Regions from separate parts of the Homo sapiens genome. Here region 2 is linked to region 1. The links are chromatin loops, found by intact Hi-C in ENCODE. Cell type or tissue: psoas muscle. All regions are shown on one strand. Links, peaks and the distances in the headings refer to the core of each region. The heading gives the core; the rest is flanking DNA. Region 1 overlaps LOC101928882 (a long non-coding RNA gene). Region 2 holds the start of LOC101928882 (a long non-coding RNA gene).

The links. Hi-C counts contacts between places; a loop is a spot of excess contacts. Peaks named below come from ENCODE experiments on the same cell type or tissue, not always from the same donor. Only the 100,000 strongest peaks of a DNase experiment are listed, where the experiment ranks them.
Region 2: it touches region 1 in a loop (2.8-fold over the local background); 12 of 110 quality-filtered maps call a loop at or near these places.

Annotation. Positions count from the first base shown.
Region 1 is chr3:180,801,901-180,807,286 of GRCh38, reverse strand. The region is part of intron 3 of LOC101928882 (a long non-coding RNA gene); the gene reads left to right. Among named protein-coding and RNA genes, the nearest start is that of FXR1, 110 kb to the left of the region's middle. RefSeq lists an enhancer at 2,019-2,556. In psoas muscle, for the core only: CTCF peaks have their summits at 2,229 (motif pointing left) and 4,263 (motif pointing left); no DNase peak of the experiment used is centred there; H3K4me3 peaks cover 459 bases; H3K27ac peaks cover 483 bases.
Region 2 is chr3:180,867,346-180,872,731 of GRCh38, reverse strand. LOC101928882 (a long non-coding RNA gene) reads left to right here and starts at 2,554. Exons shown (of 14, transcript NR_109986.1): 1 at 2,554-2,685. LOC105374240 (a long non-coding RNA gene) reads right to left here and starts at 4,550. Exons shown (of 3, transcript XR_924752.3): 1 at 4,437-4,550; 2 at 3,896-4,041; 3 at 2,016-2,664. In psoas muscle, for the core only: no CTCF peak of the experiment used is centred there; DNase peaks (open chromatin) are centred at 931, 2,181 and 2,541; H3K4me3 peaks cover 4,048 bases; H3K27ac peaks cover 4,474 bases.

The DNA of each region.
Region 1 (5,386 bases), core at 168-5,167:
TTGGGCTGTAAAGTTTAAACGAGATAATCCATGTACAGCATATGTCAGAGTGTCTCTATATGCAGTAAATATTAAGGATATGGTAGCTATTTATTATTGTTGTATTTTAGCTGGGAGACTTCATCTCCATCAAGAAAAGTATTTTTTTCAGCATCTAAATAGAATATAATCACCTTTTTAATGCCTTTCTGAATTTCTCAAAGGGATGGTTTAGATCCTTTTTCTCTGCACTCAGCACACTCTATATATACTTCTGTTGTATGTCATATCACATTGTAACATAATTATTCTTTTATCTCTTTGACTCTCACTACATTGTGAATGCCTGTGAATAAGGACCATGTCTTATCTCTGCCCACAGCACTAAGTACAGGTCCTGACAATTGATAGAAATGCAATAAATGTTTGTTACATGACTGAATGGATGAAAAAGCAAAAGAATAAAGTTTTTGCTGTTCAGATGGGTGACCCGAAACTTCCTCATGACTCCTTATCATAGAATGTAAAGTATGGAGAAAGTGGATAAGGACTATGGTCCCAGTTCTTGTGGAAGTTGGCAATAGAATTAAGAAATTATGAGGCAGCTGTGCTGAAAACTATGGTCAAGGGTATCATTGGAGGTATCATCACAATACTTCTGATGTACAGGTAAAAGCTCCTTCTTTTCTGCCTATGTAGTCAGAGTATGTCATTGAAGAGGAGAAGCTTGTCTAGTTCTCCGTGAAGGAGGGAAAGCTAGCAAGCAGATTTTCATGAGGCTATCTACCCAGACTACATTCTCGTTTCCTAATTCACATGGGCAGTCCATTTCAGTACTGTTATTCCACCACTCCCTGGCCATAATTGATTGAGTTAGGGTGGACACCTAATCCAGGAGGAACCAATCCATTCATTGTACTGAATCAATTAGATTGTATCTCTTAGAAATTAAGACCCAGAGCCTGGCCGGACTCCAGGTACTAAACGTTGGGAGATACTCTTAGATTAATTGCAAATTTTTCATTTTTACTTGTTATTTGAGCATGTTTGTTACTTCTAATTCAAGGAATTTTAACCAAGACAGTAGGATCATTGATTTTACATGTATAGCAGTGCTTTGGAAAATATTCTCTCTCATAGTAGTGCCAGGGTTCTGTCTCAAAAAACATGTCAGAAGATGTCCTGCTAGTAGGGTGCCTTAAAGGCACTTCAGCCAAGGGGTCAAGATGGGCCTCAAAAATATTCTGTCTTGACTGTGATTTGGATGGGTCTTGGGGTATACCCTGGCCCATGCTAACCCTGGTGCAGCCATGAGAATCTCAGGATTTCTGGACTAGCCTTGCATCTTAGCATATTAGGAGAGAGAAGGATTGAGATCTTTTGGATTGGAAGCAACCTGCTGATATAAGGACAAAAGTGGCACAACTTGCTAGGGGTACAAATTTAAAAATATACATGTAGGGTGACTTATTCAGAATTTTGGAGTGAAAGTGGCATTATTCACAGTTGTATGAGAACAACAGTTACAAAGTGAAATTGTCTTTGGCAAACAGGGCTATATTGTCACCATATCTCTGGGTGATTTGTAGCAATTTACATATATTTAATTAATAAGGATCATAAGAACTGGTACTTATTTGGGAATACTCATTTATTTTTCTTATTTTAAAATCAAATTTTTATTCATTGTACACAAAAATTGTAAAATGTAGATATATAGGAAGAAGGTAATAAACCTGTCATCCAGCTTTCAAGGATAATGACTGTTAATAGTTTGGTATATCTCTTTCCAGATTTTTCTACTTATTCATGTAATACATTTAAATAAAAAAATTAGACCATATTGTATGTATTATTGTATGAATTGCTTTTTAATGTCCTTTCCATGTCAACATTATTTTTAATGGTTATTTTCTAATTTGTTTATTATGTGCCATCATTTCTTTAACAATCCCTATTCTGGGCCATTCAGGCAGTCTCCTGTTTCACTAATTGTGCTTTAAAAGGCCACTCATTCTCCTGCAATATTTTTTCTTGTGAAATAAATGTGGGGAAGTAGGAGTGGTTTGTACACAGGATCATGCCCTCAGAGATCTCTCGCGTTAGAAACGCGCTGTGAACTGTATACATAAGCCTGTTAAAACATTTTAGTTGGTCACCAAATCAAATGTCAGGTTTTTTTTTCCCTCTTCTTTCCAAGAAGACAAAGGGAAACATTTGGAAGCAAGTCCTGTGCACCCCCTTGTGTCACCAGGGTGGAATGTGCTGCTAGCATTCACATTCCTTCCCCGCATAAGAACAGACAGGCCTTCCGAATGCTAGAGAGGAAGTGAGCTTTCCAAAGGACACTGTGATGGAAATCAAAATACAAGAAAAGACAATGTAATATGTCTTTATATCTGAAGGGATTTCCTGTACCATGAAGTGATCTTGACTTTTAAGTACATTATTCGATAATTTTGTTTTCTTTTGTAGCCTACCTTTGGTATAATGCCATTTTGTATAATTAAAAAAAAAATTTTAACAGTAACATTCTCATTGTAGAAAATATTGAAAAGTATATAAAATTATTATAACAAAAGACCTAACAATTATTAACATATTGATTTATTTTCTTCTAGTATTTTTTCTGCATATACACACATATACATATATCCATATATAAACCGTATAGTGGATAGTATGGTGTTATAAGTGCTTGCCTCCTGCTTACTTTAAGTTGATGTTAAATTATCATAGAAAAGTCAGATTCCATATCTATCTTGTTCAGTGCTGAATCTCCAGTGCCAGGCAGAATACATGGCATGTTGTAAACCTTTGATAAATGCTCATTTGATTACTGAATCTTACTGTATTTTGTAATTCACTTAACCATTTCCCTGTTGTACCTCATTTTCAGTTTGTTCACTATTATAAATCACACAGTGATTAATTTCTTTGTGCATAAAGCTTTTTCCACCTTCCTGATTTTTCCCTCAGGTTAAATTTCTTGAATGCAATGGTTAGATAAAGAAAATAAAAAATTAATGTTCCAATCACAGAATGCCAAGCTGCTTTCCAATTCACATAAACATAAGCGGGGCCTATGAGTAAATGGCAGAGCTAGAAATCCAACTAAGATCTCCACCCAAAGCCTGCCTCCTTGACACTATTCTATGCTGCCTCTCCATCTATCTGGTTAAATAACTGATTGGACAATGATAATCTGAAGGCTCTGATTAATAAATTCTTATTAAGCCAATAATTCTAGCACAAAAAGGGAAGTTTTAGTTTGGCAGGGCTTTAATTTAGTAAAGCCATTCTGATTCATGATAACAGTGCCACCATTAGTCCAAATGGCACCTTTGTGTAATTTGGAAAAAGATAACCCTTCTCCAAGATATTTTGATGCCCTCTGCAGGAAAATTGTCTTAATAAATACATAAATCTATGAATATAGAGGCATGAATATAGAGCTATAAGGCACAAAACTTGGACAATTCTATTTTCTAAGCTCTTGGGAATTCTGTTTAATCTAGACGAGAGTTTTGTGAGGCTATAATGTCAAGCAAAATAAATTATATTTTCTGGAAGTGCCTTTTTGAAAATTATGATAACTTGCATCTTTCTTTTAATCTCTTGGTTCCTCTCTAGGTCTCTTTGTTTTTATAATGTTTCCAGTGTTTCTGCAATCTCATCTACAAATTCTCTTGCATCATAAATCCTCACAGTTTAAAGTGTGATGGTGGAAAATGTTGTTTTATAATAAAATTATTTCTTTTTAAATGCTTACAAGCTATAATTTTAATATATTTAAAGCCAGTTTCATGTGTATATTTTTATTTGAAATAATCTTAAAAACATGGTTATTAGAGAAATATTAAAGTTTTATTTCTGTAATATATTCACCCAGAGAATTTCTGTTATCCCTTCGATTATTTATCCCTTATGTTTCCATCAATTTAAAAAGTGTATTTGATATTCAAACATGACACCTTAGCCTCCAAGTGTAAATCTGTTAATATAAGCAGTGAGTGAGTCTTTACAGAAATATTATCATAAAAAATTTCTGTAAATATCTTATTAGTGTCCTGACAAGTTGAACAATTATGAAGACATCTGTACATTGATTTTTAATAATTGAAATACTGTTAAAGTATTTCTATAATGAAAGAAAATTTTTAAGTGGTATATTTTGTTTCAAATAACATTGAGATTTTTTTTTTTACATAGTAGACAGGGAATCATCTCATTGAGAACAGATTTTTCTCCTCTATTTTGTTCTGCTGCTGCCATCTAGAGTAAAAGTGAAGCAAAGGAAGCAGACCTCCACCAAATGGTGCAGATTCTAGATTCAATCAGGAATAGGGGAGAGCTTAAACTATTTTTCTTAATTTTTAATTGAAAAATAATTATTGTATATATTTATGGGGTACAATGTGATGCTTTAATGCATCTATACATTGTGGAGTAAGCAAATTAGGCCAATTAGCATATCCATCACCTCACATACTTATCACTTTTTTGTGGTGAGAACATTTAAAATCCACTGTTTTAGAAATTTTTGAAATATACAATACGTTATTACTAACTAAAGTCACCCTGCTGTGCAAAACATCACCAGAACTTATTCCTCTTGTCTAACTGGAACTTCATACCCTCTCACCAACATGTCCCCTTTCCCTCTCCACCCTTTTCACCCCGCTCAACTTCCAGTAACTACCATTCTACTCTGTGATTTTTTTAGATATCAAATATAAGTGAGACTACATGATATTTGTCTTTCTGTGCCTGGCTTATTTCACTTAACACAATGTCCTCTAGATTCACTCATGTTGCAAATTTTTCTGCTTTTTTATGGCTGAGTAGTATTTCATTGTGTGTGTGTGTGTGTGTGTGTGTGTGTGTGTGTGTGTAAAACTTAAAAACATTCATTTGGCCAGGTGCAGTGGCTCACACCTGTAATCCCAGCACTGTGGGAGGCCAAGGCGGGTGGATCACAAGGTCAGAAGTTCGAGACCAGCCTGACCAACATGGTGAAACCCTGTCTCCACTAAAGATACACAAAAATTAACCAGGTGTGGTGGTGCGCACCTGTAAACCCAGCTACTTGGTAGGCGGAGGCAGAAGAATCGCTTGAACCCGGGAGGCAGAGGTTGTAGTGAGCCGAGATCACGCCATTGCACTCCAGTCGGGGTGACAGGGCAAGACTCTGTCTCAAAAAAAAAAATTATTCATCTGTTGCTGGGCACTTAAATTGGTTTCATATCTTGGCTATTGTAAATAGTGTGGCAATAAACATGAGGGTACAGGTATTTCATTTACATATTAATTTCACTTCCTTTAGATATATACCCAGTAGTAGTAATGCTGAATCATATAGTAATTCTATTTTGAGTTTTTGGAGGAACCTCCATACTGTTTCCAA
Region 2 (5,386 bases), core at 309-5,308, 65 kb before region 1:
TGGTGCCATCTCGGCTCACCGCAAACCCAGCCTCCCCGGTTCAAGCAATTGTCCTAGCTCAGCCTCCCAAGTAGCTGGGATTACAGGAATGCACCACCACATCCGGCTAATTTTGTATTTTTAGTAGAGACAGGGTTTCTCCATGTTGGTCAGGCTCGTCTCAAGCTCCCGACCTCAGGTGACCTGTCTGCCTTGGCCTCCCAAAGTTCTGGGATTACAGGCGTGAGCCACCATGCCTGGCCAGGACCACTGACATTTTCTAAAGAGAAATCAAACACACAAATAGCAACTCCCCTCCCATTAAATTAAACAGGACACCAGGAAAATAAAAAATTCATGCATGTTGCTCTATCAGTGAAAATGCCTTTGGCTGCAGATAACCTAAAACAATGACTCGATTCACTTAATGAGGAAAACATATACTTTCACTTAGCAAGAGATTTTTCTAAGATTGCCTGGGAAAATAATGGGTCCCCAACAGAGCTGAGAAGTGGGCTCTTGTTTCCAGCTAAGGGTGGATCAGGAAGTATAAGAACAGAACATTTGGCCCATGTCATAGGAGTTGTAGTTGGAAGGGTCCTGCAGGATAGTGTCCAAAGAATCCATGAAACCAGCTTTAAGTGTGACTCAGCTTTAAACATCTGCCAAAACCAGAGAGCGCAAAGCCGTCTTAAAATAGTACCAGTCAAGGAAGAACTTTCTGCTTCCCTTTCTTCTCCTCCCTCCTCGTGTTCCAACTAAGAGGGGTCAGCTACAGCAGCTGAGAATGTGAGAAGAGGTGAACAAACAAAACAAAGATTACCATGTTCCCTTTTGCAAAGACAGATAGATGGCCTGCCACAATTACACCCTAACTGGGTAAAGGAGTGAGTGGAGGGAATCCTATTTTTATTGAAGGTTGAGGCTGAGTGCGGTGGCTGACGCCTGTAATCCCAGCACTTTGAGAGGCTGAGGCTGGTGGATCACCTGAAGTCAAGAGTTCAAGACCAGCCTCGCCAACATGGTGAAACCCCGTCTCTATTAAAAATACAAAATTAGCTGGGTGTGGTGGCGCATGCCTGTAATCCCAGCTACGTGAGAGGCTGGGGCAGGACAATTGCTTGAACCCAGGAGGCAGAGGTTGCAGTGAGCTGAGGTTGCGCCATTGCACTCCAGCCTGGGCAACGAGAGCGTAGACTCTGTCTCAAAAAAAAAAAGAAGGTTGAAGTATTGATTAACATAATGGCCTGGGCATTGGAGTTTCACCTTCTAGTCTGTGTAATGTGGTTTAAAGTGGTGATTCAACTTTGTATTGCCTAAGCATGAAAAGGAAAGTTAATCCTCCAAGGAGCCAGAAACAAATTCCTTTATTGAATATAATTTTCTGAGGGATAGTGGGAAATAATAATTTCCTGAGATCTATTGATTAGAAATATTCTATTTCTTTTGTGTCTTTAACTGCTCCCTCTATATTGGCTACTTTGCACAAGCATTTAAACGTGTTCAAGTCACCTCTATTTTAAAGAAAACACCTCATCTCCACACTCTAGCTATATTGATCTCTTGCTGTCTTCTTCCTTTTAAAGTCAAACTTCCAGAAAACATTAGGTGGGTGGCACGGGTGACTCTCCCAGGACCCTGAATTCCTGATTTCAGCAGTGGGCACATGATTCTGACTCCACAAATCATAATGAGCTATCTCTATGGGAACAGTGATTGGTCTAAGGAGTAGGTCTGTGACATAAACAGTTTCAGTCAGAGTACGTACTTCCTTGAGATTACTACTTGGAAGTTGAGAAGCCTGAAGCTCCTGGGAAACCTAGTTTTTGCCTCCACTACCTTACTGATCATGCATTTGCAAGATTAAGTATTTCCAATATTTATTATTATAAACCACATATTATATCTTTGTTACTATCGCTGTAGTATATGACCTGGAACGGCTAGACTAAGGTATATGCATATTTTTTAAAAAACAACTTTACTGAGATGTAATTCATATATCATACGGTTAATCTACTTAAAGTACACAATTCAATGGTTGTTAGTATATTTATAGTTGTGCAACTATCACTGATACAGAATGGCTGGGTTCCCAGCTAAACCCCACCCTTAAGCCTGGAATCACGGCCTTGAAAACAGCTGACCCTGTTTTTCTGCCCAAATGTTGTTTTTTTGGCCTGCCACGCCCCTATCCTGTGGCCATAAAAAAGACTTCAGCTGGCAGAGCAACACAAGCGGCTGAGCGGTGAGCAGAGAAGCAGCAAGAGTGTTGAAGACTACAGATAGACGCAGCTAACTTCAGATGGTGCGGCTTCAGGGAAAGATGACCCTCTTTCACCGTCTGCTTTCCAGTACCCATCCCACCAGGAGCCACCACTCAATCAAATCTTCCGCATACACTACTCTTCAATCCGTTCATATGACCTAATTCTTCCTGGACGCCGGACAGGTACCCCGGTGCCGAGAGGCCAGGGCTTGGACGCTGCTGTGAGGCCCGCACAGAGCCTATTCCCGCCAGAGAGGAGTGACCGGCCGGTTCCAGCATTCGGTCGCTCCGGTTCCCGCACTCGCACGCTCTGCCGCCAGGAGTGGCAGGAGGCGAGCTGAGTGAAATGAGCTGCTCCAGTTCCCGCCCACGAAGGGGGTTAAGATGAAGGGAACAATCCTGTCTCATCTGGGGGCCTGTCCAGGATATGAAAAACAGTGAGTTAAAATGAGGAACTTTTGGATCTGTGTCTTTTCCAAGACCGTGGCAACTCTCTCTTTCCTTTAGGTGAAAGGAATGTTGGTTTTGTTTCCCGTCACAGAGGTCTAGCAGGTCTGAACCAGGGGAGGGATACAGTGATTAAAGAAACCCATTTCAACAGAGCAAGAGGCTCTTCCCTCAGGTCCCCCCAACTTAGAGATACTTGAAGCTTTTTTTCTTTTCTAAGCGAGAGGATTCTTTTCCTACCTCAGCACTTTGCTTATGTTAGGGAGGCAACAGAGGAGCAACCCCTCCTGGCTGATAACTGCAAATTTGGCAAAGTCCATGTGGGACTTAAATCTAAATGAATCCATGCAGCCTCTGAAATACCTTCTTTTTTGGTCTCAAACTTGATTCTAAACTTCAGGTTGAGGCCCTAGAAAGGAAAACCAGATCTGAGGGAACCGAAGCCACGCAACAGTCCCAGTGTAAATGGGCAGGACCGATTCCTGCCAATTAACCCCCCGCTTCATGCAAGGAAGCCATGCTCCATGGTATAAATGAGGCCCAGGGAACTCAAAGGTTGTCGACAGTAGGGGAGGTAGAAGCACAGATGAGTGTGCGTAATTCCTATTTTCTAGGCCCTCCCTGCTTCCTGGGTGCAAGCCACATTGGCACCCATGGGTGGCACCTGCCAAGGTTGCCGAGACTCAGACAAAAAGAACAGAAAGGGAGAATGCCCGCTTTCTTTCTCCCTCACACCTCGAAATTTCACTGAAAGAAGAAAGGGAATGAGAGACGCCAAATTCCCTGTCTTTCAGAATGGGCAACCAACAAACGTGACCACCTCCAGTTTATACTTAGAAATGCACCCTGGGACCAGATAGTACTTTAGGGGACCTCCTGAAAGTAGCCACCTTGGTCATTTAGACACAAGGAAGAGGCAGAAGCTTTAATGACCACCATGCAAGCCCACAGACCCCAGAATTCCTCAGGTTCACCTGTTAACTGCCACAGATGTGACAAGAGCACTTATCTCTCTCATAAAGTTTAACTTCTCCCATACAAGGTTTAATTTCTTTCACCAGCGTGAGACAGCTTGGGGTACAATGTTACTAGTATATTTCACTTTTTATTTCTGTAATATTTCACACTAGATTCTTTCCTTGTATAATACATGTTTGATCCATGCATATTTGGCCATGTAAAGCTTGTTTTTTCTCTCACCTCGAGGCCATCAAAGCTCCAAACAGGCAGGCAGCCAGAGCCTCGGACTATGGCTCCCTTTCGCTGGGGATCCTTGGGTAGACTTCTGGGAGGAATCCAACTGCCGCTTTCGTTAAACAACGGAAAGACTGGTCGTTGTCCATATCCTAATGGCAGTTAGATGTGCCTCTTCAGAGGGGGGAAATGATACAGAACGGCTTGGCTCCTGGCTAAACCCCACCCTTAAACCTGGAACCACAGCCCTGTGTGAAAACAGCTCACCCCATTTTTGCCCTCAAATGTTGCTTTTTGGCCTGCCATGCTCCTATCCTGTGCCCATATAAAAAAGACTTCAGCTGGCAGAGCAACACAAGCGGCTGAGCGCCGGGTATATGCGCAGCAAGCAGAGAAGCAGCAACTGAGTGTCAGAGACTACAGATAGACGCCGCTAACTTCAGATGGTGTGGCTTCAGGGAAAAATCACTTTCTTTCCGCACCATCCCCTTTCCAACTCCCATCCTGCTGAGAGCCATTACCCAGTAAAATCTTCTACATACACTACCTTTCAATCCGTGTGGGTGACCTAATTCTTCCTGGATGCCAAACAAGAACTCAGGTGCCGAGAGGACAGGGGCTTGGATGCTGCTGTAGGGCCCGCACGGAACCTGCTTCCGCCAGAGAAGAGTGGCCAGGTCCAGGGTTCATTCTCTCCAGTTCCCACACTCCCTTGCTGGCACACTCTGTCTCATGAGGAGTGGCCAGTGGCAGGCTAAGTGAAATGAGCCACTTCCATTCCCACCCACGAAGTGGGTCAAGGGAACTATCCTGTCTCATTTCTATAATCAAGTTTAGAACATTTTTATCACCCCAAAATAATATTCTATGCCCATTAGCAGTCACTCCCCATTCCAACCCCAGTCCTTGGCAACCACTAATTTACTTTGTCACTGTAGATTTGTCTATTCTGGACATTTCATATAAACGAAATCATATAATGTGTTTTTTTTTGTGGTGGTTTCTTTCACTTAGCGCAATGCTATCAAGGTTGATCTATGTTGAAGTGTGTATGAGAATTTCATCCTTTCTTATTGCTAAATAATGTTCTACCGACTGGATGGATATACCACATTTTATTCATCCATTCATCAGTTGATGGACATTTGAATTGTTTCGTTTTCTGGTAGTTATGAATAATGTTGCTCTGAACATTTGTGTACAAGTGTTTGTGTAGATGAATGTTTTCATTTGGCCTGAGTATATACCTAGGATTAGAATTCCTGGATCATATAGTAACTCTATGTTTAACCTATCGAGGAAATGCCAGACTATTTTCCAAAGCTGTACCATTTTACATTCTCACCAGCAACGTACAAAAGTCCAAATTCCTCCACATCCTCACCAACACTTGTTATTGTCTGTCGTGTATATATATGCATGTATATATATATATACACATACATATAATAGCACAATATATATCATAAGCATAAATATAAAATGTATGTATATGTA